3 separate regions of the Mus musculus genome follow, and all the other regions are linked to region 1. The links are chromatin loops, found by intact Hi-C in ENCODE. Cell type or tissue: heart. All regions are shown on one strand. Each heading gives the region's core, and the rest is flanking DNA. Links, peaks and the distances in the headings are about the cores only.

The links. Hi-C counts contacts between places; a loop is a spot of excess contacts. Peaks named below come from ENCODE experiments on the same cell type or tissue, not always from the same donor. Only the 100,000 strongest peaks of a DNase experiment are listed, where the experiment ranks them.
Region 2: a loop joins it to region 1, with 3 times the contacts of the local background. A loop is called at or near these places in 10 of 42 quality-filtered maps.
Region 3: a loop joins it to region 1, with 6 times the contacts of the local background. A loop is called at or near these places in 29 of 42 quality-filtered maps.

The regions. Positions count from the first base shown.
Region 1 is chr11:114,908,903-114,918,817 of GRCm38, forward strand. No RefSeq gene overlaps it. Among named protein-coding and RNA genes, the nearest start is that of Cd300lb, 21 kb to the right of the region's middle. In heart, for the core only: CTCF peaks have their summits at 837 (motif pointing left) and 4,119 (motif pointing left); DNase peaks (open chromatin) are centred at 4,179, 6,279 and 8,409; H3K4me3 peaks cover 335 bases; H3K27ac peaks cover 536 bases.
Region 2 is chr11:114,664,934-114,674,848 of GRCm38, forward strand. It overlaps Rpl38 (ribosomal protein L38), which reads left to right and starts at 3,647. Exons shown (of 4, transcript NM_001362918.1): 1 at 3,647-3,881; 2 at 3,973-4,033; 3 at 6,801-6,923; 4 at 7,332-7,400. The coding sequence starts at 3,879. The coding sequence ends at 7,357. It also overlaps the pseudogene Gm11689. In heart, for the core only: CTCF peaks have their summits at 3,498 (motif pointing right), 4,218 and 7,953 (motif pointing right); DNase peaks (open chromatin) are centred at 3,098, 3,628, 4,218 and 5,010; H3K4me3 peaks cover 3,189 bases; H3K27ac peaks cover 2,020 bases; H3K27me3 peaks cover 1,426 bases.
Region 3 is chr11:114,741,083-114,750,997 of GRCm38, forward strand. Dnaic2 (dynein, axonemal, intermediate chain 2) reads left to right here. Exons shown (of 13, transcript NM_001034878.3): 7 at 3,219-3,358; 8 at 3,973-4,095; 9 at 9,256-9,479. Among named protein-coding and RNA genes, the nearest start is that of Dnaic2, 19 kb to the left of the region's middle. In heart, for the core only: a CTCF peak has its summit at 4,200 (motif pointing right); a DNase peak (open chromatin) is centred at 4,219; H3K4me3 peaks cover 535 bases; H3K27ac peaks cover 306 bases; H3K27me3 peaks cover 2,220 bases.

The DNA of each region.
Region 1 (9,915 bases), core at 750-8,749:
GTTAGGGGTAAACAGTATCTCTTGTACTGAGGAGGTGAACATGTTTATAAAACAAGGAACAGGGATCCATTTTAACAACCCGAAAGTTCAGGCATCTCTAGCAGCAAACGCTGTCACCATTACAGGCCACTCCGAGACAGAGATGCTTCCCAGCATCCTCAGCCAGCTTGGTGCATGCAGTCTGAGTAGTTTAAGGAGACAGACTGAAGCTCTGGATGCCAAGGATGAAGTTCCAGATCTGGTGGAGAATTATGATGAGGCTTCTAAGAGTGAGGCAAACTGAACTGAAGCAACCTCTGAAGAAGGTGACTCTTGCAGAAGTTACAGGAACTGCTATTTTATGTCATGACTGCTTTTTAAAAAAAAATTTTTTTTTGTTGTTTATTATGGATCTGATAAAATCTAGATCTTTAATATTTTTTTTAGCTCAAGGCCCCCGGACACTGCAGCTCTTTTTAGTTTTCGCTTATACCTAGTTCATTCTTTGCAGCAAATTAAGCTGAAGAAGCCTGGGTGGGAATAAAGTTTGGAAAAGGTTAATAAAATTCTTTGCCAGTTTAAAAAAAAGGCACTTTACCTAGGTGATGGCATGTGGATTTTGTGTGAGACTCTGTGTGTGTGTGTGTGTGTGTGTGTGTAAAGTGAGTCTGAATTATCAAGGTATTTTCAGCTATATGTAAGAATGTGAAGAGAGCCTGTGCTAGCTGTTACTGAGAAGAATGAAGGAGTTGTGAAGATAGTACACTGGCTCTGAAGATGGACATACGGACCATGAGCCAAGGAGTTCAGGGGACCCCTGGCAATGAGAAAAGGTAGGTGAGGGGACGCCCCCTAGAGGCAGAAGGAGGAACAGCCTATCAACATCTTGATTTAAGAATTTTGATCCAATATATATCAAAAGATGGCCTAGTCGGCCATCACTGGAAAGAGAGGCCCATTGGACTTGCAAACTTTATATGCCCCAGTACAGGGGAATACCAGGGCCAAAAAGGGGGAGTGGGTGGGCAGGGGAGTGGGGGTGGGTGGATATGGGGGACTTTTGGTATAGCATTGGAAATGTAAATGAGTTAAATACCTAATAAAAAATGGAAAAAAAAAAAAAGAATTTTGATCCAGAGATGTAAGGTCTGTGTTGCTTTAAGACACTATAACCTATTGAATGGTTTTGGCGTCTTTATCAATAATCAAGTGTCTATAGGTGTGTAGGTTTATTTCTGGTTCCTAGATTCAATTCCATTGATCAGTGTGTCTGTCTCTGTATCAATTCCATGCAGGTTTTTTTTTTTTTTTTTTTTAGATTTATTTATTTATTTATTCTATGTAAGTACACTGTAGCTGTCTTCAGACACACCAGAAGAGGGAGTCAGATCTCGCTAAGGATGGTTGTGAGCCACCATGTGGTTGCTGGGATTTGAACTCTGGACCTTCAGAAGAGCAATCGGGTGCTCTTACCCACTGAGCCATCTCACCAGCCCAAAGTTTTGTTTTTGTTTTTTTTTGTTGTTGTTGTTTTTTCGAGACAGGGTTTCTCTGTACAGCCCTGGAACTCACTTTGTAGACCAGGCTGGCCTCGAACTCAGAAATCCACCTGCCTCTGCCTCCCAAGTGCTGGGATTAAAGGCGTGCGCCACCATGCCCGGCTTCCATGCAGGTTTTTTTTAATCATTATTGCTCTATAGTACAGCTTGAAATCAGGGATGGTGATTACCTCAGAAGTTCCTTTATTGTTGAGAATTGTTTTTGTTATCTTGGGTTTTTTTTCCATATGAAGTTGAAAATTTCTCTTTAAAGGCTTATAAAATTGTGTTGGAATTGTGTTGGGGATTGTACTGAATTTGTAGATTGCTTCTGGTAAGATGGGCTTAGGTTAATCCTACCTACCCACGAGTATAGACTCTTGGGGCTCTCAGAGACTGAAACACCAACCAAAGAACATACACAGGCTGGGCCTAGGCCTCCCCACACATATGTAGCATATATGCACTTTGGTCTTCATGTAGGCCCCAAACAACTGGAGCCGGGGCAGGGGGGCCCTAACCCAAAAGCTTTTGCCTGTATGTGAGATATGTTCTTCTAGCTGGGCTGCCTTGTCTGGTTTCAGTGGGAGAGGATGCCAGGGTGGGGAGATACCTGGGGGCCCCACCCACTCAGAGGAGAAGGAGATGGTGATGGGTAGAAGGATTGTGGGAGGGGGTGACGGAGAGGAGGCAATGAGCTGGATGTAAAGTGAACAAGTGAAAAATAAAGAAATAAAAGACACTATGACCAGCGACTGCAACTACGAGCTCTGAGCTTGAGTAGAACGGCTGCTGGTCAATGGGCCCAGCTAGAGATGGAGTCCCATGGGCAGTGGTGTCATAGGCAGCCCCTGAACAAGGTGGGCCCCAGGGAGGACTTGGCTCAGCCATGAGAAGACAAGCCCTCAGAGAGAAGTCGAGTGTCCTCAAGGCCTGTGAATTGAAGGTTCGGCTGTCAGCTTGTAGATGTCCTCCTTTCAATGCCATCACAGTGTCAATTAAATTCATCCCTGAGTCCCTCTGTGGTGGCTCACACCTGTGATCCCAGACAGAAGAACCTCAGAGGGTCTGAGGTTATCCTGGGCTACATAGTGAGGTGTAGGCTACAGAGTGAGTCTGTGTCTCTGAAAACAAACTAAACAATAAAAACAGTTTTAAAGTGAGTTTGAGAGAGGACCTTCAAAATATGGAAAGATTCAATGCTATGTCACTCAACAGTGAGGACAGGCTCTGAGAAATGAGTTTGTGGACAGGACTTGGAGCATGCTAGGCAAACACTCTCACAACAGAGGCCTGTCTCCAACACCCCCACCCCCCACACTATAGTTTTATATTCCTGGCAAAGCTGTAGGTGTGTTTATTTATACCACACTATACACCCGCAAGTAATGGTTTCAGCGACAATGTTAGGCAGCTCCGGCGTCACGAGGGAATAATTGTCATCTCATGACATTCTTTGAGATCCAACATCACATATGTGGTCTGTCGTTGACTAGATGTGGTTCTGTGGCTTGTGACTCTACCCGGCCATTTTGCACATATTCACGTAGATGTGGTCCTCATGTTCCTGCTCCCTCGGCCACGTGGATGCTGGGCTTCCCATTCTGAGCCCCCCTTTCCCACCCCTCAGTGTTTCAGGCCACAACTACCTCAGAGATCATTCTACATTCTCATGTAAGAATGGCAGCACCATACCATAATAATCCACTGCATGACTATGCTGGGTAAGTGTTCTACCACTGAGCTACACGCCCACCCCTTTAAATTCTTAGCTAAATTCAGGACTCCCTGAAACAGGCTCAGTGGTGGGTAAGACTACAGGAAGAGCAGTTGCAAAGCCCCCTCTCCTTAAAAAAATTAATTAATATTAATTAATTATGCTCACCGACAGAATCTGATGGAATGTATGTTAAGTTAGTCCTAATCCATCTGTCCAAAATTATTGCAAAGACCTAAAGTTTTAAACCATAACCTCAAGGCAGGATGGCAAGTTCAAGGTCAGACTAGAGTATATTAACAGACCTGTCCAAGGGGAGGGAGGGAGGGAGGGAGGGAGGGAGGGAGGGAGGGAGGGAGGAAGGAAGGAAGGAAGGAAGGAAGGAAGGAAGGAAGGAAGGAAGGGAGAAGGAAATGGTCTGAGGAACACACTGCCTTTTTGGCTGACTTTGCACTCACTGAGTGTGATGGTTTATATATGCTCAGCCCCTGCAGTGGCACTATTAGAAGGTGTGGCCTTGTTGGAGCAGGTGTGTCACTGTGGGCATGAGCTTTAAGACCCTCCTCCTAGCTGCCCGGAAGCCAGCCTTCTGCTAGCAGCCTTCAGATGAAGATGGAGAACTCTCAGCTCCTCCTGCACCATGCCTGCCTGGATGCTGCCGTGGTCATGCCTTGATGATAATGGACTGAACCTCTGAACCTGTAAGCCAGCCCCAATTAAATGTTGTCCTTATAAGACTTGCCTTGGTCATGGTCTGTTCACAGCAGTAAAACCCTAACTAAGACACCGGGCTGCCCCAGTGGTTTTGGGAGCTGATTCCACCTTGGAGCATAACTGAGGGATTGGACAGCCAATGTCTCCACCCTGTGGCCACTGCTAGAATCGCACATGTCTTGCTCTAGCTGTCCAGCCGGGACAGAGAATTTTGCATTTTCTGTGTCTTGCGACTGTGAAGGGGAAGAGCTTGAATTAAGAGGAAGGACAACAACCCTTGCCTGGCACTCCACTCCCCTGCCCTCCCCTTGATGTGGAAAGAGAACCCGAAACTTCCTGATCGCGCGTTTCCTGTGCTGTGCTCTGTTATCTCATCCTGATTCTTGACGTTTTCCATTGATTGCAGCCTGCCCAAGGGAAGGTCAGTCACTGTCCCTGTGGTGGGTATAGAAAAATGGGGGACAGAGTGATAGACAGTGAGGCAAGAAGATGCACAGATATTTTATTTTATTTTATCTTATTTTATTTTAATATCTCATGTACCCCAGGCTGGCCTCAAACTTTCCAGGTAGCAAAGGATGGCTTTGAACTCCTCATCCTCCTGCCTCCACCTTTCAAGTGCTGGGATTACAGGTGTGTGCCATCATACCCAGTTTTAACTGGTGCTGGGGATAGAAGCTAGGGCTTCCTACGGACTAAGGAAGAACTCTATTATTTAAGGCTATCTAAGTATTAGGCCTGGAACACAATGCCCAGAGGCCCCACATTGGTCCTTGTCACACGCAATGCCCAGTGTCCCAGCCATTGGTCCTTGTTGTCACCCAGACTCTCTTCCAGACCTGGACTCACTCACGTGCAGTTTCCTTGCTGCCTGCCCAAGCTTCCTTTGGATTAGACCCTACAAATATGGACCACGCAGCTCAGCAGAGCCCACAATGTACTTCTGAAACCCAAGAAACTGTCAAACCCAGAGTTCTCGACTGCCTGGGCAGAAAAGTGAGGAATGGGAATGGCAGAATCCATGGACACAGTTTAGTGGGGGCACCAAGAAGGATCATTGACCCCCCCAAACATCCTATTTATATAAATGACTTCCCTTCCTCTTTCCTTCCATCCATCTCTTCCTTCTTCCCACCAATACATAGGTCTTAGTTTTAAATGGAGACAGAGTCTCAAAGGGACCTGGAGATCAGCTATGCTCAGATGTCAACACTGTATGAAGAAATACCTTCAACTGCAAGGATAAAGCCAGCCAGGTGCTGGGTGTGGTGGCACATGCTTGTAATCTCAGGACTTGGGATCAGGAGTTCAAACTTATTCTTGGCTACACGTTGAGCTGAGGAGCCAGTGAGCAGGGGGGACAGGCCTCCTGCTGAGGTAGAGGTGAGCAGGCACCATGGTGGCTTCCTGAAAGTAACTCTCAAATGGTGAACAGAGTCTCATAAATAGAAGAGACCAGTGACCGAAGAAAAGATGTGATGTTTGTATGTCCACGGAGGAGGAGTGTGCATGACCCTCAGAAGTCAGAAAGTGGGGAGTGCTGAGAACAACTGGGGAGGCGTGAACCTGCTTGGATTTTTGTTTGTAAATAATTTTGAAGGCGCTGGGAATGTATTTTTAATGTTGGGAACGATTGAGGAATAATCATTGTAGAAAAAAAATGGAGAAGAGGCTAGAGACACAGCCAGTTACTAAGAGCATCCACATGGAGACTCACAACCGCCTGTAACTCCAGTCCCAGGGGAGCTGACACCCTCTTCTGCCCTCTGTGGGTGCTGCACAGTGTGGCGACAGACATTCACGCAGGCAAACAGTCAGACACATAAAATAAAGTAAAAGAAATAAGCTTCAGTGCCTGGAAATAATTAAAGAAAAGCTGAGCCACGCCGCACTCTGAGAGACCTAGAACACCATTCTTACATCTTTGAAACTTTCTCTCTATGCTGCTGACTTAATTATAGTTAGCTATAATTAGCAAAGACTCACCCCTGTGAATCTGCCCTCCTAACACTTTGGAAGTTGAGACAGGAGGATTGCTGCAAGTTTGAGGCCAGCCAGGACTAAAGAGTGAAGCCCTATCTCAATGAACAAACAAACAAACAAACAATAAACAAACATCTTAGTTAACGTGCCTTTTCTCCCATTCTCTATCATGCCCATCTTTCCCCATCCCTCCTTCCTGTATTTAGCTTGTGTTTATCAACTATCTGCAAGACCCCGGCTGGTGCCATAGCCCTGGGGATGGGGAAGTGAGGACATAAACAAGTTTTCTGCTCCCGGGCTTCTCCTTCTTCCTCCCACTGCTTGTCCCCAACAACGAACTTCTGGTGGTGGCTGCCACAAAGAAGAGTGCTCACGTGCTTCTGTAGAAATGAACTATAAAAAGCCTGGAGGGTGCGAGTTGACTCAGGGGTAAAAGTGCTTGCCTCTGTTTTGAGTTTAACCCCCAGAAGCCATGTTAAAAAGCTGGACGCAGTGGTGCAAGCCTGTAATGTTAACACTGCTACTGTGAGGTGGGAGGTATAGACAGGAGGATGTCCTAGAAGCAGAAGCAGTGGATAGAAATACATCTTGGTTTCATGATAGGAAGAATGCACATGGCTGTCTGTGTATGTTCCACCAAGCATGCTATTCTCCTGGATTCCAGTCACAGCTTCCTACTGTCTCTGGTTAGCCTGCCCCCTCTTTATGGTCAGGAAAGTGTCCTTCCATAAGGTCTTCAAGGCGAAGGTTTCGTATATTTTTTAGGTGGGTGGGGAACACTTTGTGTGGGACCCTCTCTCCCCATAGTTGCTCTGTGGGGTCAACTATGAAACGGTATTCACTGCTCTTAGGTGTCCTGTGGTGTCTCTGTGTGTCAGAGTCGGAAGAAGGGCAGTGTTGACTTTCTGTTATCCTGGCAAGTCTATATGTTGGGAAATTTCCAGCACTAGTTATTGTAGGAAGCAGACAATGGCTCTCGACACAGGCACATCACTAAATGAGTCCTAGAAAGACACATCAGAGTGTCCTCTCTCCTACATAATTGAATCTATGACATGTGGCATCTTGCTGCATCTCTGATAACCCAGGTAAGTGGCCCAGTGACTGATGGATAAGATTAATGTCCAAAGGGCTGGAGAGATGGCTCAGTGGTTAAGAGCACTGGCTGCTCTTTCGGAGGACCTGGGTTAATTCCCAGAACTCACATGGTGGTTCACGGCTATCTGTAACTCCAGGTTCAGGGGTCTGATACCCTATTCTGACCTACGTGGACCCCAGGCACATACATGGTACACATACATACATGCAGGCAAAATATCCATATACACAAAATAAAGACATAAAGTTAAAAAGAGTAATATCCAAGGTGGAGGTCCAGCCAAACAGCTTTGTCAAGGGGTCACACTGGGTGCCACAGCTGTACACAGGGACCTTTTGACAGGGACTTTAAGCTGTGACTGGTGGGATTTCTGTCACTTCCTTCTAACCCTATGCCAGCAGCACTCTATCTTCCTTTGGCTGATGCCACCTGAGGATACCCTGAGATTAAGATGTATCCTCCCCAGAGTCAGAGAGGGGACCCGAGTTAACACTGGAGAAATGCCTGTTCCCTGATGAATAGTTTTAAGGGATAAATTGGCAGCCAAATAATACAATATTCCTCCCTCCCTCCCTCCTTCCTTCCTTCCTTCCTCCCTTCCTTCCTTTTTTCCTTCCTTCTTTTGTTAGTTATTTAGTTATTTATTGATGGATTATTAATACATTGGCAGGAATATAGCTACTGGATTTGTCACACGCATCTGGAAAGCAGTGATCATCTAGGCTTCCTCTATGAAGAATCAGTTCCCTCATAGAACCTTTTGTTGAAGAGAGAAACATTACCTTGTCCTGGAGACTGAGCTGAGAGGCTGAGCTGAAAGGTCAAATTTCCAAGACTGCATCCCACAGAAAACTCACACTCACACACAAAAAATGCCATCTGCAAAATATCAGTTTTATGCAGGAGAGGGATGCTTTAGTGTGAACCCTGGGCTCTCATGATGGGTCCCTGTTGAGACAGGATGAGAGAGTGAGGGGCTGCTGTGCCCACACACACTAAGGGGCAATATGTGAAAGGTCCAAGAGCAGAGCAGAGTTCCAGCAAAGCTTGCTCAGAAGCCTCCTGCCCAACTGCCACACCCACAGTGAACTGGCAGAGGATTCTGCACCTGGTTGCGAGGTGCTCACACTCATCTTATCATTGGTTTGTTTAAAGGTGACCCTATGAGTCTGAACCAGGCCACAACAGTTCAAGGGAGATGTGGAAAGAGTGCCTCATGGAATGTTTTAGAAGAGACGGTTCATCTCTTCCTTGGAAGCCACTGGGGCTGAGTGTGATGACGGTGTGCTGTGTGCTTCCTGGGAACTAGGAGGAGTCAGTGTTAGCACGAAGGTAAAGATGGCGACGGCCAGAGAACAGGAAGGAACTTGCATCAGCCCACCCACAAAGGCCCCAACTAGACTGGCTTCAAGTCCTGCATAGTCAACAGTGAGAACATAGAGGAAGTGGTGGCTGCCCTGAGCCAAATGCCCGAACCAGGAGGCTCTTCAAGGAGGGGAGCTTAATGTGGTAGATTCAAAATCATCTACCTAGGAGCAAAGTAGGAACATGAACAGATGAGAAACAGTTAAAATATAACTGGGGGGCTGGAGAGATGACTCAGCGATTAAGAGTGCTACCTGCTCTTGCAGAGGACCTGGGTTCAGTTCCCAGCACATACATGGCAGCTCAGAACCATCTGTAGTTCCAGTTCCAAGGGCTAGGGTACCCACATTTTGCTTCTATAACACCAGGCATGCATGAGGCATGCATATATATATATAGACAAAACACTCAGAAACACAAAATAAAAAGTGAGTGTTAAAATATAGATGGTTTACCTTATTGCTGAAGACATCATGTGGGAAGCCGTTGCAGAGTGGCAGTTACAGAGTGGCAGTTGCAGAGTGGCAGTTGCAGAGTGGCAGTTGCAGAGTGGCAGTTGGCTACTGCTGGCCACCACACATACATAGGCAGTAAAGGTTCTTTTGCCAAGATGAGGTTTTGAGAATTAACCAAAGTTAAACAATCAGATGAGAGACAAGTTAACCAATCAGATGAGAGACAAGTTAACCAATCAGATGAGAGAGAACACCTCTCCTAGGCCTATATAAGCAGCACCAGTTCTGGGCTTGGGGTCACTTCGCCTCTGTAATCAAGCTCTCCCAATAAACGTGTGCGGAAGGGTCCTGTTGCAGCGTCGTTCTTCCTGGCCAGTCGGGCGCATGCAAGAACATCACACAATGCAATTATAGGTCACAAAAGAATAAAGCTGGAAGCTTCTCCTTAGAAGCTAATAGTGCAGGAAAGCGCTATGTACGTGATGGGGATACTTACCCAGGGGGACGATCAGTGGTCTTACCCAATATAAACTTTGAATATTACAATATCAACCTGTCAGGCAAGACGGACTCACTGATGTAAGAGCGGCATGGCTGTTTTGAGCGTACCTGGTGGGGTCTGGGAATCACCGCACAAACCACTCAGACACCAATCTTGGTCAAATAGGGATGGCTTATTGAACATCACATCCCAATACTGATCCATCAGGGATGCAGCCCAGACTCGGGAGCTGAACTGCGTCCTTGATCTGGACTGCATCCTTAAGTTAAGATCCTACAGGGCTTTTAAGTCCCAAATCTACAATCATGTGTGCCAAGTGATTCCACCAATCAGGATTTAGGGATGGTGGTTTCCTTAGAAACATGCCTTTGTTGTACATGCATCCTGATTCAGTTGGTTGGGGTATTCAGTGGTGGCAGGGAACTTGCCTTGTCTAACATTCATGTCTTAACATACCAACCAGGATGTCAGTTACCCACATACATGTCTCTTTCTGCCAAGTAGGAAGCCAGTTCCCAGGGAGGTAAACTTTACTTGACCCCTACTCAAAATGGAAGTCTTAT
Region 2 (9,915 bases), core at 824-8,823, 240 kb before region 1:
GGCAGAAGGATTCACTTTGCAATAAAGGACTTCCACAAAGTCAAATGAAAAGTCATACATTAAACAACCTTAACAAATATGTAAGCAGAATGAAGTATAGAAACTCCAGGTGGTCACTTGTATCTCCTACATTATGTATCTTGGTCAGCTGCCCCACAAGCTGCCCTGTACACTTATTAAAGTCTACATTTAAAGAAGAAGAAGGAGGAGGAGGAGAAGAAGGAGAAGGAGAAGGAGAAGGAGAAGAAGAAGAAGAAGAGGAAGAAGAAAGTTCTACCTTAGCCGGGCAGTGGTGGCTCACGCCTTTAATCCCAGCTCTCAGGAGGCATAGACAGGTGGATTTCTGAGTTCAAGCAAAGCCAGCCTGGTCTACAGCGTGAGTTCCAGGACAGCCAGGGCTATACAGAGAAACCCTGCCTCGAGAAAACAAAAACAAAAACAAAAAAGAAGAAGAAAAACAAAAAAAACAAAAAAAAAAAAAAAAAACAACAAAAAAAAAAAAAAAAAGAAGAAGAAGAAGAAGAAGAAAGTTCTACGTTGTCCTTGCCCTCAAAGTCAGTACAAACACAGGAAGAGTTTATCCCCAAAGGACCAAAGGACATAGCTCAGTTGATAGAGTGTTTGCCTAGCATGCACAAGTCCTGGGTCAAGACATCAGCACCAGGCATGGTGGCTCATATCTGTAATGCTAGCACTCAGGAAGTGGTGACAGGAGGTTTGCAAGCTCAAGGAGGCCACCCTCTGCCTCTCAGGGAGGTCATCCTGGGCTATAAGATATATCCTGTCCAAAAAAACCAAAAGAGCCGGGTATGGTGGTCCACACCTTTAATCCCAGCACTTGGAAGGTGGAGTCATGAGATCTCTGTGAGTTCAAGGCCAGCCTGATCTACAAAGCAAGTTCCAGGAATACCTAGATCAACACAAGGAGACCCTCTCTTTAAAAAACAGAGCTTACCCCCACCATTGCCACACAGCCTATACGGAAGGTGTTAGCATTTCCTCTAGACTCCGCCCAACAGTTACTTAGCCAGGAGCCAGGCATTTAAGGGTTGTCTGGGCTTTCCTTCTCCCTCCCTCCCTCCTTCCCTCCCTCCTTCCCTCCCTCCCTCCCTCCCTCCCTCCCTCCCTCCCTCCCTCCTTCTCCTTCTCCCTCTTTCTACATGTTCCCAGCCTGCCTCTTCCCTATTTTCTCTTTCCTCTTTGTGTCCTTCTCGGTCCCCTTCCTCTGCCTCTTCTCCAGACCCCCTTTCCAAGTCCCAAATAAAACTTCCTTTTATTCTGGGCCTGCTAAGGCACCACCTCCCACAGCACCATATCATGCTTTATAGAACATATCAGGAGGGACAAAGGGGCTGGGGGGGGGGGGGCATCGGAGCTGAAGGTCTGGCCCCAAGTAGAAAATGGAATGGGTTATGAAGGGACACTGTAATACAGCAAAGACGTCCCCGCAGACCAGAAGCACCAGCAAGAGGCTCTCAGTTTGGCCAAAAGGACAGTTACTTGAGGCGACAGGAGGCAGAAAAGACCCAAAAGGCATTTGCCTGAGTCACTATAAAAGGGGTTGCTTGCCTTCTCCCCTCTCTCTTGTCCTCTTGTTCCTGCTCTGTCTTTTTGTCCCTTACCCTCTTTCTCCCCACTCCCCATTCCCTTCCCGCCTCTCCCTCCAAATGCTCATGGCCAGCCTCTTCTCTGTCTGTCTCTGTCTGTCTCTGTTTGTCTCTCTGTCTCTCTCTGTCTCTGTCTCTGTCTCTGTCTCTCTCTCTCTCTCTCTCTCTCTCTCTCTCTCTCTCCTCTACTACTCTCTCAACTCCCCTCTCCATGCCCTGAATATACTCTATTCTATACTGTAGTGTGGCTGGTCCCTCAGGGGGAAGGGATGCCTCAGCATGGGTCCGCGGAGGCACCCCCTTCCCCACACCCCCACCAAACATTCCTTCTCTGTTGTGGACAGCCCGGGGACCTAAAAGTTTAGGGTTGGGAAAAGGGTCTGCCAGGTAGGGACTGAGGGATGCTGGGAAAAGCTGGGGGCCAGGCCTGCTTTGGTGTGTAAAATACACCTCAGCTGCTTGTTCTGGGGTCTGAAACCCAACAGTTACCAGCAGTCGCCGAAGCACAGCTCTGTTCTTGAAAAAGACTCCTGCACAATTAGTTTTTCTGCCCCGTATCACCGGGAGGCAGGAGCTCCGCGAAGGGAGCGGGGAGGAGAGAAAGAGGTGAGTTTGAAAACCTCACGGTTAAGCGCTCATCCTCCGGGGTGGGGGTGGGGGGGAGGGGTGGGGGGGAAGGCTCTCCACAGTAATAAGTACAAGGCAATTACATTCTGTTGTGAGTTATTAAATTGGGGGGGGGGGGAGACAAACATAATAAAATGGAGACATTTGTAGAGCGGTTGAAATAAAATAAAAGTGGTTGAAAATAAAACCACTACCTAAAGTTTCCTGGAGCCTAACCTTCAAGGCATTATCATAAAGACTAACAAAGTGCTAAGGAAGTTAGAGCCGGGCGGGAACCCAGTCGGCAGACGGAAGCAACGCTGCCTTCCCAAAGCTGTCACTTCTTACATGTCTAAAGAAGCAACGTAGCCGGGCGTGGTGGCGCACGCCTTTAATCCCAGCACTCGGGAGGCAGAGGCAGGCGGATTTCTGAGTTCGAGGCCAGCCTGGTCTACAAAGTGAGCTCCAGGACAGCCAGGGCTATACAGAGAAACCCTGTCTCGAAAAACCAAAAAACCCAAAAAAAAAAAAAAAAAAAAAAAAAAAAAAAAAAAGAAGCAACGTGTGGTGAGAGCTGGCCTGAGCTGTCTGGCCAGGGGAGGCTCAATTCTTGACCTGGATAATGGGTCTCAAGATGCAATAAAGGAGCCATTTCTGATTACCCAGGTGGTTGCAGAAGTTCTGCCCTGCACGCAAGTGAGGCACATAGTGGCTCTTTGGACTATCATTTCTGCTGGGCCTGTTATAAGCATGAAGAAGGTAGGTGACCCAACCCCGTCTCAAATAAACAAATACATAAATAGCCAATCACTTCTGGACCTGGAGCTATCGCTCAGTCCTAAGAGCACTGGCTGCTCCCCCAGAACACCGGGGTTCAGATCCCAGCACCTACGAGGCATTTCACAGCTGTTTGTAATTCCAGTTCCCCTGGATCCGATGCCCTCTTCTGGCCTCCATGAGCATTGCATTCATTTAATGCACAGATATACAAGCAAATTAAATATACACGCAATAAAAATAAAATGTAGCCGGGCGTGGTGGCGCACGCCTTTAATCCCAGCACTCGGGAGGCAGAGGCAGGTGGATTTCTGAGTTCGAGGCCAGCCTGGTCTACAAAGTGAGTTCCAGGACAGCCAGGGCTATACAGAGAAACCCTGTCTCGAAAAACAAAAAATAAAATAAAATGTAAAAAAAAAATAATAAGATGAGTGACAGAAAGAGGGGACAATAGGGGAAAGGATAAGAAGGGAGGTGAGGGTGATGCTGGCAGCCTAACGCCATTGCTATAAGAAGCTGCACTACTAATCTGAACCAGAAGAGGGCAGGGCTGCTGAAATTGAAATGATGAACGCATCCTTTCTGGTCCTTTGCAGACACCGTACTCAGTTTCCTCTGTTGGGCGGGGTTAACCGTCCGGAAGCGGAAGCCTCGTTCTTTCCCCGTTCTCTTCGGTTCTCATCGCTGTGAGTGTGCTGGGCAGGTGGGGAAGGGCGTTCAATCCGGGGCGATCCGCAGCCGGGGAGGGCGCAGGGAGCACGGGTGTGCGGGGAGCGAGGGAGGGAGGAGGGAGGGGTGCGGCGGGCGGATCGGGGAAATAGGATCGCGGCCGGTTAACTCGGGATTGTACCCCGCAGGTGCGGACGCCAGAGCCGAGCCCGCGTCGCCATGGTGAGTGCGGGACGAGGGACCGGGGCGGGCTTGGGCGTCCCCCGGACGCGCACGTTCCCCCGGCTCATCTTCTGTCCCTCCTATGTTACAGCCTCGGAAAATTGAGGAGATCAAGGACTTTCTGCTGACAGCCCGGCGGAAGGATGCCAAGTGTAAGTGCGGGCTCCCGGGAGGCTCAGGGCGAGCCCGAGGGACGGGCGGAGGGAGGCATCGGGCGGCTCGGAACAGCAGGTTATGGCGAGCTTGGCGACCCAGCGTGTCACACTGAGGTTGGCATTGCCACGTGTGCACACCCCGATCACAGCGAGCCTTGTAGTTCAGTACCGGGCTTGCCCGCGTGGTGGAGTCCGGAGAATCCCTGGGAGTTAGAAGCTCTCCAGGGCTGCGTAGCGAGACCCTGTCCTTAAAAAAAAAAAAGAAAAAAGTGTCATTTACCAGTAACCTTCAGCTTCCAAATAAGCGAGTGCGAGGTGACGAGACAAAGCAGAGCCAGTGTGCTGGCCCAGGTCTGCCTGCTTAATCTCGGGCCGAGGCAAGAGAACTGAGCATCCAACGCTATCCTTGGCCTACATAGCAAGGCGCTTGCTTCTTCCTGCGCTGGGTTCGCTCCTGCTCGGCATGAGCTGAGATTCAGAGCCAGGCCTGGTGCACAGACTGCAGTCCCCGAATTCCGGAGGCAGGGACAAAGGGATGGGGAAATGCTAGGCTCTCCTTGGTTACATTGTCTCGAAAATAGATTAAAACAAGCAGGTTCAAAGTTGTTTGTCGGCTCCTGCTGCTTTCTGTATTGTTCTTTCATACACGAAGAGGGAATTGTCTGCTACTTAAAGGATGTTTGGGGAGGATGTGCCTAGCGAGAAACCTTGGGTGATGTTATCTTCCCATGGCAGCTAAAAAGAGGTCTGGTCTTCTACTGTGTGAGATAGCCCTATGGGCCTTCCTTTTCCTCCCCAGATCGGACTTATAAACATCAGATAATGAGCGGAAGTAGACCTAGGTGGGCAGGAAGAGCCTTTGCAAGGTCCTTAGGTGTACTCTGTCACGTCAGACAGGCTGTTGCCTCTGATGTGGTTGTCTGTGGGCCGGCGGCCACCGGCCTGGCGAATGTCTCCTGCTGGTGGGCACAGTGGGGTTTGCTGGTGTTTTCCATCCGGCCTGTAACATTTGGCACTGCCTTCTCAAGTCTCAGCTCGGCCACGGGCCACAGTTCTTTTCTCCTGTTTAACTTTAAGAGTGTGGAATCAGAGGTCATGCCTCCAGATTGCTGAGGTCAACCTAGCAGGCCTGTCAGTTCCTTAATTAGTTAAGAAAATGAATCAAGCGTATGGGTTAGGAGAAATGCCTTTGGACCCAATTTCTGGTGGGTTTGGTTTTGTTTTGTTTAGAAATAGGCTATATGGATCTGGAATAACATTGGCACTCACCTTGTAGCCCAAGCTGGCCTCAGATCTAGAGCTCAGGGAGTCTCTCTCCGCCTCCCAAGTGTTCGCGGATTGTAGACCTGGGCCGATATTTCTGACTTGTTTTCCCCCTTATGTTTTTGTTTATTGTATATGTGCACATGTGGAGGCCAGAGAGGATCTTGAGGGTGTTGGTTGTCCTATGGGGCAGATCTCAGGAACCAGACTGGGGTCATTGGGTTTGACACTGGCTGTCTTTACCCACCCAACTATTACACTGGCTTCTCTCTAACCTTGAACTTCCTGGGTCTCCTGGGGGCTGGTATTACAGATGTGTGGGAAGCCCTAGTCAGCGCTTCTTCTGTGTGGGGGCACCACATTGAGTTGGTGGACACTGGGCTGCTTGCACATTTTCTGTCAGCCTGACGCAGCATTTATTTTTGGATACTTACCCAGAAGTGGAGTCGCTATATGGCAGTTGGACAATGCCCAGGGGCTGAGACTGTGAGGGCCCCTACCTAGCATTCCTCGAGCTCTGGGCCGTTTCCCAGCACTGACCTAACTGGACAGGGAAGGGCACCACTTTAACCCCTGTGCTTTTGGTTGGAGGCAGAAGGATCAGAGAAGTTCAAGGTCCTCTGCCACACAGTGAGTTCAGGACCTGCCCGGATATGTGGAACCCTGTCTCAGACCTCACTCACCTCCAGAGAGGAGAGTTAGTATTCAGGAGTGCGATAATGGCTGGGGCAGCATAGGGTGCTGCCATCCATGTCTGGACTTGGTAAGATGGAAGCCAGAGTGACCAGTGCCTTGAGCACCAGTGCCTGGTGAAGGCTGTTCCAGCAGTAGTCAGAGGTGGAGTTGAGAGAACCTGTGCACGCAGATCACACACAGCTGTTCTGTGAGGTTAAGACCAAATGCCTGTCTCTGGTTAGGTGCTTGAGTCTGAAGCATTAGGCCCTTTGATGCTTTATAGAGCCCTTACTACTGCTGCAGAGTTTGGTTCCCAGCATCCTTCCGCTCTAATCTGCCTGTAGCAGTGACGACCTCTTCTGCACCCAGGCATCTGCACCCACGTGCCAGTGCCCACACACGGGCATGCGTTTACACATAACTATAAAATAAGAGCCAGGTTCCACAAAAGTGTAAGAGGTGCTTCCCTGCACACTGGAATGGAGCATCCTAAAAGCCATCCTGTGCATCCAGTGTCCTTGTATGGAGAATTGGTTGCCAGAAGTGGAAGGCTGGAAAATTATTAACCAGAGAAGATAACTCATTTCTTTCCTCTATAGGCTATCCTTTTAGAAAGGTCATGGGTCATTCTAGAATGTTCTGCGGTGCTGTGTTTAGTGTATTGAGTGCAGGTTTTGTGTGCATGCGCAAATGAATTGAGTAACCCCAAGACTCACTGAGCAGAGGGAAGTCTGAGGTGGCGGTGACTGAAAATTCCAGCCACTTAAGAACATGACCTGTGTGATTCTGCACCAGTTCTCATCCTTAATTGTGGTTTCCTTGGCAGCTGTCAAGATCAAGAAGAACAAGGATAATGTGAAGTTCAAGGTTCGCTGCAGCAGGTACCTTTACACCCTGGTTATCACAGACAAGGAAAAGGCAGAGAAGCTGAAGCAGTCCCTACCCCCGGGTGAGTACGCCTGAGGGAGAATAGTGGCATGGGCAGCATTAGGGGAGCCACTTTGTGGTGACTGTGAGGTGTCTGCCATGACTGAGTTTCTTAGGTTCTATCTGATCCCAGAAATGGCTTCCTTGGTCCCAGGCAGATTATAATCTATTTAATTCTCAAAAGGACCTACTCTGAGTCAGGCAGTGGTGGCGCATGCCTGTAATCCCAGCACTTGGGTGGCAGAGGCAGGCCGATTTCTGAGTTAAAGGACAGCCAGGGCTACACACAGAAACCCTGTCTCGAAAAACCAAAACAAAAGAACTGGTTGATCTGATTGACAATCCTGGGTTTGCAGAGGGAAGGGCCTTGTAATGCGCCCTGGTAGCTCCGGAAGGAGTCATGTCAACCATCAATCTTTTCTTTCCCCAGGTTTGGCAGTGAAGGATCTGAAATGAACCAGCCCTCTGCGTGTGACTATTAAAAACCCTGAAAAGTGTTTTGTGTGTCCTCAGTCTCTGGTGGGGAAGTGGTAGTGCTGTTGAGATAGTGCCACCTTCTGCAGCCCACATCTTCAACTGGGATCTCAGTGGTTGAATCGCCTTCCTTTTAGCCTACGTTTGGGGAAACTTTAATACCCTGGGAAGGCAATTGGAAGAGCTTGCTCTTCATGGAGGGGAGCTGGTGTATACTCCCAAGGCTTGGAAGTGGGCCTTGAGATGGGTCACCTGAGATGAATGTGGGAGAGGGAGAAGCTGCCAGATGAGCCGTCCTTGGAGCCCCTGGATGCAAGAGTGTTCCATTCTGTAAGACTGGAATGTGAAGTCAAGAAAGCATGGGCTTCCGCTGTGAATGCTGAAGAAAGGATGGTTTCTGTGGGGTTGCCTTACCATGGACTGCAGAGTGGGCAGGGGTGGGGGATCCGAGCCTCTGGGCACTGCATCGCACCCGGTACACATACATGCATACAAGCAAACAACATGACAATTTTCAAGAATTAAAAAGGGACAGGCAAAGTCAAAGCCACTGGGCCTGCCACCAGGTGGCACTCTACCGCAGTAAGTAAACCCCGTAACTGAGGAGGGGGTTGTTTTGAGATAGCACATGCATCCCAGGTGCTGACTTTGAGTCCACCCTGCCCCCACCTCCTGAGTGCTGGGACCATAGGTGTGCAGTGCCCAATTTAATGTACTGCTACTGGGAGTGCTTTCTGCTTTTAGGAAATGTACTGCAGCAGGCTGAGCTAGATGCTTAAACAAGCAGGTTGTAACCAGAAGTAAAGATCTTTCTGGAAGAGGTTTTTGCATATGCTGTGAGCTTTTTGGGGAGGCATGGGTTTTGTTTACCCCGGGGAGTGGGTGGGATGGGAGTGTGGTTGCCTGGGATTCCCAAGGGAGACAGTTTACAGCTTTGGGTGTTTTGTTTTTGTCCCCAGTTCATTTCTCAAAGGCTCCCTCTGGCTCCTAGGAGACTGACTTTGTCTGGCCTTGTGGTCTGCTGAAGGCACTTTTTCATGCAGCGCCTCCTACCCTGCCAATCCTGAGTCACTTAGGGTGTGCTTCTGCGGTCCAGGCTGGCTCCAGAGACTGAATAATGTCTTTGTGCCTTCAGGTGATGGGCTCACCAAGGCTGAGGGCCCAGCCTGCTCTTCAGTAGTACACTCCTGGTTGGCTTCCCTCACCTCTGCGTCAGCACACATCTGGAATGCCCTGGCACTGAGCTCTCCCTTGGTGGCCATGTATTTATTACTACTCCCTCTGACTCTGCACCAGGTTCAAAATTAACAGGGAAGTGAGCAGAGGCATCCTGGGGTCACTGAGGGCAGGTGTGCGGGACACCGGGCAGCACCTCCCTGCCCTCGGGATTCTGGCTAAGGCTGTATCTCTTGCCTGTGACTGAGGTTCAAGAGGGGCCTCTGGGAAGTTGCTTCACATTTCTCTGCTTGGCTACAGGGGTCTACATCAGGTCCTAAGGCTGAGGGCACCTAAGTCAGCCCTGTGCTTCAACTGCCCTCACTTCCCTTACAAGGTTCAGGCCAGCCTGGGCTACATTGTTCCAGGAAATCAGGACTATAGCAAGACCTGTCTTACTAGAAAAGACTGGGTGTAGGCCTATAAGTCTTAGCTGTACAGGGATGTGGGCTTTTCAAGTCCACAGAACATTTCCATCAACTCAGAAGCCGCTCCCCGACCCTGGCCACTGGGAAGCAGCCACAGCCCAGCCCGGCCCTTGCACTGCAGATCTTGGGGTTTCCTGACTGGATTCCCTTTCTCCCCTGCCCATTAGTCCCTCACCCCACAAGATTTCTACCCACCATGGAATCCTCTGGAGACATCAGCCTAACTGTTCCCTGTGGAGGCACCCCCCAAGCTAGCCACCCTCATGCCAGCTCAGGACAAAAGCACTGGACGTGTTTATAATCACCGAGGTTTAGAGCCTCCCCTCCCTACTAAACACGTGGAAAGACAGGAAACTGGAAAGAGACTTTGCTCATCACTAGGTGTCCTAGGCTCGGGAGGATTCCTAGACAATCCTGGACTAGCGAGACATCTGTGAGAACAAGGTGGGTTAGGGGGTTGATGGTGCCTCGGCTGTCCGGGGCAGATGTAGCAGCCAGGCTCTAGCAACTATAGAACAGAGCTGACTGTGAGAAGTCCTAGCGGCCAGGGAGCAGGGAAGCACTCCTAGCAAGGTTCTTTGATAGAGCAAGAGTGCCTGTTTTAGGGGCACCACAGCACCTAGTTAGAAATTCTCCCTGCCCTCTCTGGGGTCTCCTTTCCTTCCTCTGCCTGCAGCACTAAGCATCCTCCCTCCAGCTGGCTCCCCAGCGCTGTGCCCAACCAAGCCTGGCCCTGACTTGGCTCTCGAGTTTGCCACCTAACGTGTTGACTGGTACCTGCCCACCACCTACCTCCTGCTTAAGACCCTTGTGCAAGCCGGGCGGTGGTGGCGCACGCCTTTAATCCCAGCACTTGGGAGGCAGAGACAGGCGGATTTCTGAGTTCGAGGCCAGCCT
Region 3 (9,915 bases), core at 943-8,942, 170 kb before region 1:
AAAGTACACGGGATGATTGTGTGTGTGTGTGATGGGTACTGGTGTGTGACCATGAATACCTGAGTCAGAGGAATTGATTGTGGGTGATGCTGGGTTTGCACACAACGCAGTTGGTAAGTGTCGCCTCCTGTGTGCCCATCGCTGTGCCATGCACACGCAATGTCTGAGAAGAGAGACTTCAGGGAGCACTCCATCACGGTGGGGAAAGCACGGCAGCTAGAGGGGGTTGGTCCCTGGTGGGGGAAAGAGCTTCTCAAGCCAGGCCCACCAGGAAGCAGAGGGTTCAGGCAGAAAGTAAGGCTGCACCCCCTCAGCAGCATACTCAGGAGAGGGTCTCCTGGCTCTCCCTTTGTCTATGAGAGTACACAGTCAACAGGTCCAGCTGGGATAATCCTTTTGTAAGGGGGCACATCTTAATTCCCCACGATGGCTAGGAGGATGCAATGGGCTGGGTTACACACAACGGGCAGGAGGGGGCAGCTGTGTCACACTAGGGGCCCCATATATTTCCCTGCCATATTATTCATTGTCTGAGCCATAAAGACTGCAGCGAAGCTAATGCCATGACTTATTCAGTAGCCCTCCTCACTCATTATTCATGAGTCCTGTCAGTGGCTTTTCAAACTGGCTCAGAACAGCTCAGCTCAGGGGCCCTGTGACCATAGGACATCTGTGATCGCAGGAACCACCTGAAGCGCTGCTCTGCAGAGAAATGACTCAAATAAACACATCTGTGGACCCGGCCTGGCCAGGAGTAAAGGTCTCCTGCTTAGGGACTACTAGGTCAAAACTTAGGAGCAAGTAAGTACGTCGGGTAGTTTATAAAACCGTCTTTCCTGGAAAGGGCTCTGTGGCCCTCTGGATGATGTGAAAGCCAGATACCTTGGGACAGGAAACAGGTAGGCTTTACCCCTCTGTTGGCAAAGCACAAAGACAGGGGTCACAGTAGAGACTTAAATGTGCCCCCCGTGAGTTTTCTTTTTAAAATTTTCTTTTAGTTACATGTGTGTGTGTTTGTGTGTGTGTGTGTGTGTGTGTGTGTGTGTGTGTGTGTGTGTGTGTGTGTGTGTAGGGATATGCGTGAAGAAGCTAGAAAATGCCATCAGATCCCTTGTAGCTGGATAGATGTAGACATTGCGAGCTGTCCACTCTGGAGGCTAAGAACCAAACTCTAACACTCTGCTAGAGTGGCAAGCGCTCTTAACCACGGGGCCACCTTCCAGCCCCCTCTTTACTCTATCATTAAAATGTCATACATGTGGTTTGTCTGTGTGTGGGTATCTTCGGCAGCTGGAGTTACAGGGAGCTCTGAGCCACCCAGGGTGGGTGCTGGGAACAGAACTCTAGCCCTCTGAAGGGTAGCGAGGGTTCTGAACTGATACTCCATCTCTCCCGCCCTCTTTTTTATTTTTAATTCACATTTTAAAAATGTATTGTATGGGAGGGTATATATATATGTATATATATACATATATATATATATATATATATATATATATATATATATATACACACACACACACATATATATATACATATATATACATACATATATATACATATATATGTGTATATATATATATATATATATATATATATATATATATATGTATACACACACACACACACATAGCACAGCGAGCACATAGAGGTCAGAGGACAACTTGAAGGAGGAGTTGGTTCTTTATTACCATGTGGATCTCAGGGGTTAAACTCAGGTTGTCAGGCTGTGAGAGGCACCCTTACCCGATGGAACTTCTCACTGGCTCTCTAAAAAGAGAATAAATTAGTAAATAAAAATAATAAAATTAGCACATAAATAATATATATTATTTATATAATAATATAAATAATACAATTCTAATAAAAATTAGCATTGCTATTCTAATTTTAGACTTATTTATCTTATTTTGTGCATGAGCGTACCTGCGTGTATATGTGCACCACATTATGTGTGTCTAGTTAAAGGTACAGGGTCCGTGGGAAGTGGACTTACAGATGGTTGGGAGCTATCAGGTAGGTTTTAGGAATCAAACCCAGGTCGTCTGGCTGGATGACAAGAAGTTTAACCCACTGAGTTACCTTTCCAGCTGCCCCTCCGAGAGTTGCTTACAGCAGCATGCTCATACAGCAAGGAGAGCTGCCGGTGCGTGACCTTGCCTGGGAGGACCTGGGCCTGTGATTCCCCTGTCTTAGATCCTGGCTCACCCCTTTTGCTTGGCTAGCTCTGCCTTCAACCTTAGTTCCCAGCCACTTTCCCTTCAGACCTTCCCCGACCAGAGCAGCCTCTCCACCTCCTGCCCTCACTCCTGCCTCTCCCGATACTGAGCCTGGGCCCATGCGTTTCACCAGGGTGTGGGGTGTTGCTGGGCACGGTGGAGCACGTGGAGCCTGCAGCCCAGGAGTCTTTGCAGTAGATCGTATGGTAGAAAATATAGGGTGGTTTGAACGTAGCCCTGATTCTAAAAATCCGGATGATTTCCAAACTTGGAAGCGTTGTCCCCTCCAACTCGACTCCTTTTCCAGATGAGAAACCGTGCCTCCTTCACAGACACTTGAGCACCCACCCCCAAACACAGCTCTCATCTCAAAGGGAAATGAGAGAGAGCTGATTCTAGAGTCAATATGGATGTCCAGGATCCAGAAGCTTGGACAATTTACCCCAGACACTAAGTTCCAACCTGCAAACAGTTTCACAAAGTTCTTAAAGTAGCACAAAAGAAAACCACTAACCAAGGGCCTTTCAGGTAGTAAGGTAGAGCCATAAATGTAGCACAAGTCTATAAACCCAGCACCTTGGAGGTGGAAGCTGGAGAGTTAGTAGTTCAAGGCCATCCTTAGCTATATAGCAAGTTGGAGGCTAGCCTGGGCTACATGAGACCTTGTCTCAAGAATCCCAAACAAATCAAATGAATGCCTACCCACCTCCCATGGCCAAATATTGGTGGTAAGAATAACAGGCAGGTAGGTTAGAACATTTGGAAACCAGTCTCAGGTCTCACACGTGTTATCTGATGACTCTCTTCTCGTTTCCTATTTTTGTGTATTTTGAGACAGGGTCTCACTATGTAGCCCTGGCTGGCCTGGAACTCACTATGTAGACCAGGCTAGCCTCCAACTCAGGGTGTCAACTCTCCCCAGTCACAAACCTTTAATACAGGTTTGATCGGTTTGTGTTTCTGGGACCTTGAGTTCACAGTCTGGTTTTCTCCCGTCAGCCTGCTGGGATACCCGGAAGGGCAGCCTGGTGGCAGAGCTGTCCACCATCGAGTTCAGCCACCGAGACCCAGTGTATGGCACCATCTGGCTGCAGTCAAAGACAGGCACTGAGTGCTTCTCAGCATCCACTGATGGGCAGGTACCATTCGGCAGACCCTGGAGAGGAGGAGAGGGAGGGGAGGGGAGGGGCCGTCCAGAGACCACTGCCTTATGTTCTGCCTTCCAGTACTTTGTATTGTATTGTATTGTATTGTATTGTATTGTATTGTGCAGTGCTGGAGCTGGAACCCGGGGCTTCATGCATGGGGGGGGGGGGGGGAGGGAGGGTTCTACCACTGAGCTGTACACTCCAGCCCCCTCTTTCTTGTGTTTGTTTGTTTGTTTGTTTGTTTTTGAGACAGGGTTTCTCTGTGTAGTCCTGGCTGTCCTGGAACTCACTGTGTAGACCAGGCTGGCCTGGAACTCAGAAATCTTGCCTGCCTCTGCCTCCCAAGTGCTGGGATTAAAGGCGTGCGCTACCACTGCCCGGCAGCCCCCTCTTTCTTAAACAACAACAAAAAAAAAAAAAAGGAAGGAAGAAAAGAAAGAAAGAAAGAAAGAGAGAAAGAGAGAGAGAGAGAGAGAAAGGAAGGAAGGAAGGAAGGAAGGAAGGAAGGAAGGAAGGAAGGAAGGAAGGAAGGAAGGAAGGAAGGAAGGAAAGAAAGGAAAGAAAAAGGCAGGGTCTTCACAGTCTCAATCGCCCTTCCCTGCCAGGTCATGTGGTGGGACATCCGCAAGATCAGCGAGCCCATCGAAGTTGTCATTATGGACATTTCCAGAAAGGAGCAGCTGGAGAACGCCCTGGGCGCCATCTCCTTGGAGTTCGAGTCTACCTTGGTGGGTGTTTTTTGTTCTCCCTTCCTCAACCTCGCTTGCTTGGGCTACGGACAGCAGGCATGGCACCTTGCCGGGCAACCTTACTCCTTGTGAAGGCTTTACCGCGATCTTCCAGCAGGGGGCAGCAGAGCACCTCCAGGAAGGCTGCCGTTGACACCAGCTTGAGGCCCGCCCTTCTGAGCAGAGGGGAGCTTTAAAACCAGAGAAGCCCAGTTTTAGGGGAAGATCCTGCCCAGAACCAATGTCCTCACTGCTTTGGCTTCAGTTGAGGCCCTAGGCTGGTCACTTCCCTTCCTCGGGAGGGGGGGGGGTGCAGGGGGAGGGAAATAAACGGGAATTGAGGAAGGAAAGAAGATCAGAGGAGCCAGGTGGAAAAGCAGAGCACAGACCCCGTTAGAACCAAGTCTCAACAGACAGGGAATGATAAAGAAACTCCCAAAGCCAGGAACGCAGATGCAGGCCTGTAATCCCAGCATATCTGAGCTGGAGGCAGGGAGATCAGGAGTTCAAAGTCATATGTAACAAGTTTGAGGTCCTGTTTTGTTTGGTTGTTGTTGTTTTTTTTTTAAGTCAAAACAAACAACAAAACAGAAAACAAGAAGCCAGAGAGAGCCTTTGTATTTGTACACAAATTTGACCTGAGTTTAATTCCTGGATGGAGCTATGGAAGGAAACTGACTCCGGGAAATTGTCCTCTGACTTCTACTTATATATAGTATGTCATAGTATTCATGGACACACACACACACACGGGGGGGACACAAGGGGGTTATGATGATCATGATGATGTTGATAATAAATAAAAATTTATTAACTCAAAATTGAAGCCAGAAGCAGAAAAATCACTGAAAATTCAAAACCGGCTGAGATCACAGAGAATTCCAGGCCAGCCAGGAGTACATAGCAAGACCATGTCTCAAACATACAAAAGCAAAGACCTATAAAAATAAAATAAGCTTAGAGTTTATCAGAGCAGTCTCAAGAGTGCGTCAGAAGCAGAAAATGGACGCTCTCCCCAAATCAAGGCAAGAAAATCTCTTTGCAGATGGGTCGTGGCTTAGGCTGGTCCCTCCTCTAAATAGCTGAGGCTCAAGCTTGGTGGCCCCACTCCTATGTCCTTGGCAGTGTCACTTATTTGGTTCATGGTCACATCATGCGTAGGACCTGGGGAGGCTCTGCCCTCACACCTGCCTCCAGCATCCCCAGCCACAGGCCAGAATTCACTTGCTGGAATGATGAGTGGGAAGGCAGCCACTCACCCCGAACTCAGGGCTTATCTGGGGGCGTTCAAGAAGACATTGTGCCCTGATGCTGCGATTTCTAGGCCACGTGCTGAATGTAATGTCCCCTCTTCTCCACAATGGTCCGTGAGTACACAAAGGTCCGTGAGTACACAGCCTTTGCCAGATGTCGGCAGCTGCCATGCTCCTGTTAGGCCGGGGTTTTGTCCCTGCCTCCCCACAAACGAGAAGAGTCCTGGTGACAGTAAGCTGAGGGCCCTGGCACTTGGCAAAGCTGGGACTTGAGCCCCAAGCTCTGATTCTGTGCCTACCCCATATGTCTGAGGCAAGCAGGCAGGGGGCTCTTCCTCGACCATTTATAGGTACACCGTGGCTGGCCTAATGGCTTGCTTCTCAGGGCCCCCCAAATTTGGTCTTTTTACTTCATACCCAGCCTTAGTAGCTCAGTATTCTCTCTCTCTCTCCTCTCTCTCTGTCTCTCTCTCTTTCTGTCTCTGTCTCTATCTCTGTCTCTGTGTGCTTCTCTCTTGTTACTGAATACTGAACCTGGGGTCAACCTTTCAACACTAAGCCACACCCCTAGGCTATGAATGAAACAAACCTCGAGGTTTGAAAGCTCATAAAATTATCACCTACTCCCTTAACCATTATTATTCATTGATTTTTAAAGATTTCTCTCTGTGTGTGTTCTGCTTGCATTTGTGTGTGCCACATGCAATCCTGGTACCTGGAGAGATCAGAAGAGAACACCCAGGAACTAGAATTACAGATGTTTGTGAATCACCATGTGATGTCAGGAGTCAAACCTGGCTCCTTGGCCAGAGCAACAAGTGCCAGCTCTGTAGGCCTGACAAACTGTTTGTTGTTTGTTTGTTTGTTTAAGACAGGGTTTCTCTGTGTAGCTCTGGCTGTCCTGGAACTCACTCTGTAGACCAGGCTGGCCTCAAACTCACATAGATCCTCCTGCCTCTGCCTCCCAAGTGCTGGGACCACCACCCAGCTTCCCTCTTAACTTTTTATTCTGGACAAGTCCCTTGTATCCCGGGCTGGCCTTGAATTTACTATTTTACCCAAAACAACCTCGATTTTTTAAAAATTACATTTTACATGTTTATTTTTGATGTGTGTGGTTGGAGACATGCTTGTCAAAGGACAAGTTGTCAGTTCTCTCCTTCCACTGTGCGCGTCTCAGGGATTGATCTCAGGCTGTCAAGCTTGACAGTTAGGGCCTTTACCCACTGAGCCACCTCCTAGACTCATGACCTTGAACTTCTGACTCCCCTGCCCCCACCATTTTTTACGTGCCAGGTCACAGGTGTTCGCCACCGAATCTGGGCTTAACCACTTTGAAGGGCAGTTCCGCAGTGCCCTGCCCACTCATAGCATTCTGTAGCCATCCCCACCACCTGGCTCCGGAATTTCCCCATCTTTCAAAGCTCTTTATTAAGACATGACATTTTTATTTACCTTCTGGTCAGAATAGAAAGAGCCTGGGAGGGAAGGAGCCCTGCCTCCCGTGTTACTGGCGAATATAATTTTACTTCCTCATAGCTGTGTGGGTTCTGCTGACTCGCGCTTTGACACGGTTCTTCCTCAAAGGATTCTGGTCATTCTTATGATTTCCAGAAAAGCTGGGCTTGGTGGTTTATGCCTTAATCCCAGCACTTCAGGCAGAGGCAAGCCTGTGAGTTCCAGGCTAGCCTGGTCTACAGAGCAAGTCTACAGGGCAGCCAAGGCTACATAGTGAGACCCTGTATCAAAAAGTAACCAAACCAAACCAACCAACCAACCAACCAACCAACCAAACAAAACCCCATCAAACCCCTTTGCCTTGCCCTCATTGTAACTGATTTTTCAAATGTTCAAAATGAACCGTAGGATCTCCTCCTCAAAAACTAGTTCTCTTGCCAGAACAAATATTATTCAAAATTGAAACACTGTACCAATGAGAAAAACAGGTCGGTGTCTTTCTCCCTGAGATCTTAGCAATTCTCATCACTCTCTCTAACTCTATGACCTTGCCTCCTTCAGGGACCTCTAAGGAGAAGGGTCATAGAGCAATCGTCTTCCTTCCTTCCTTTCTTCCTTCCTTCCTTCCTTCCTTCCTTCCTTCCTTCCTTCCTTCCTTCCTCCCTCCCTCCCTCCTTCCCTCCCTCCCTCCCTCCCTCCCTGTTTCCTCTCTCTCTCTCTCTCTCTCTCTCTCCCCCTTTTTGAAACAGGTAGTCTGGGGTGTCCTCTATGTATTCAAGGATAACCTTGAATTTCTAATCCTGCCTCCCCCTCCCCTCCTGACAACAGAATTTCAGCAATGCACAGCCATGCCTGTTTGTGTAGGGTTTGAACCCCGGTTTCCATGTCTACTAGACAAGCACCCTACCAACTGAGCTGTGGTCCTGCCCCTTCCTTATTTTGTTTTCACACTCTTATATATTTTTTATAATTTATCTTTGTGTGTGCATATGTGTGTGCGCACATGTGTGCGTGCATATGTACATGTGTATGAGCATGCATGTGTAGTGTACATGTGTATGTGTGTGCATGCACACAAGCATGCATGAGTGTGTGCTGTACTCTATGTATGTGTGCATGTGTGTATATGTGTGTGTCTGCAGGTGCAAGCATGCATGTGGGGTGTGTGTGTGTGTGTGTGTGTGTGTGTGTGTGTGTGTGTGTGTGTGATGAACCTGTGGAGGTCTCAGAGAGAATCTAGCTTGCAGAAGCTGGCTCTCTCCTTCCTCCTGGGTTCTGGGTACCAAGCTCAGGTTGTCAGTTTTGGTAGCAAGTGCTGTTGAGTCAGGTCTCCGGCCTTGCCACAGATGCTCACAGTAAGGTTTCTAGGCGGCAGGAGGAAGCACACCTGTAGTTCCCAGACCTGGGGGAGACAACTTGTGTCACTGGCCACCAGGTGGCTTCCTGAGGGCTGGCTGGCTACCTGTTCTAAGTTCACAGTGACAGCTTGAGCCAATTTCATTCTCCTGCCGGATATAGTTTCTGCACACTCAGGGAAACACTGTGTCCACTCTGGGCCTTGTTTATTCGATGTATAAACAAATATTCAAAATCCTTATGACAGCATTACCGGGGCTAGAGTGGTGGCTTAGTGTTTAAAGCACTTGCTATCCTTTAACTCCGGTGCTGTGGGAGAATGGAGACAAGAGGAGGATTGGGGCTTGCTGGCGGCCAGCCTATCAGAAAAGCAAGAATCCAAGTTCAGTGAGAGACACTGTTTCAAAGGAATGAGGCAGAGTGATAGCGGGAGACACCCAGTTTCTTCTGACTTCTGCGTACAAATGCATGCATGTACACACACACACAAACACACACCACATACACATGGACACACACAAATTACATATTCACACTGCCTATACATACTATACACACACTGCATGCACACATATGGACAAACACAAACACACACTGTACATATAAACTGTATACACACACATGGACACACCAAACACATACACACACACATGGACACACACACACTGCACACACACATGGGCATACGCCCAAACACACCCTGTTCACATAAACTGTGTACACACACTGCATACACACACACACACACACTGCACACACACACACGGACACACACACACAAACACACACTGTACATATAAACTGCATACACACACATGGACACACCAAACACACACATATGGACACATACACTGCATAGTATATATAGTAACACCTGTAGTAGGGTCCCCTGATGATCCTCTAGGGACCAGAAAAGCCAAGGATACCTTTATAAAGTGTGCCGGCCTCAAGAAAATTCCCAATGAGGCTGTGGAGTGGGATGGGACTCAGCCTGGACACAGCTGAAGCAGAAGTTCCCAGGCAGCCTGCTGGTCACGTGGGTCCAGCCTAGAGATGTTACCTCACGGACCTTCTTCTGTCTTCCTCTCCACAGCCAACCAAGTTCATGGTGGGCACCGAACAGGGCATCGTCATCTCCTGCAACCGCAAGGCCAAGACGCAAGCAGAGAAGATTGTTTGCACCTTTTATGGCCACCACGGCCCCATCTATGCCCTCCAGAGAAACCCCTTCTACCCAAAGAACTTTCTGACTGTTGGAGACTGGACAGCCCGCATCTGGTCTGAGGACAGTCGGGAGTCATCGATCATGTGGACCAAGTAAGGGGAGGGTTGCACAGGAGCAGAGTGTACGCAGGGGCCCACTTCAGAGGTGGACGTGGTGGGGGCTGCCGGATGCTTCCACTCAGCCCCAGGTGGGCATCTGGCTGTGTGAAGCCACTGACACCACACAGCAGGGGGTGGACACGGGGCAGCCCCCATACCAGGTTCTCAGGTTCTCAGTCTCCAGCATCCCATGCTGGATACGGCAGAGGAGCATATATTCCAGGGGGCATAATATTTCACCTACTTTTGACCAACCTTGAGGGATGAATCTACCTATCTCCCAGACAGGGTTTCTCTTTGTAGCCCTGGCTAGGCTTGAACTCAATTTATAGACTAGGCTGGCCTCGAACTCTCAGCAATCCGCTTGCCTCTGCCTCCCAAGTGCTGGGATTAGGTGTGGGCATCACCCTACCAAATAATTATTTATTAT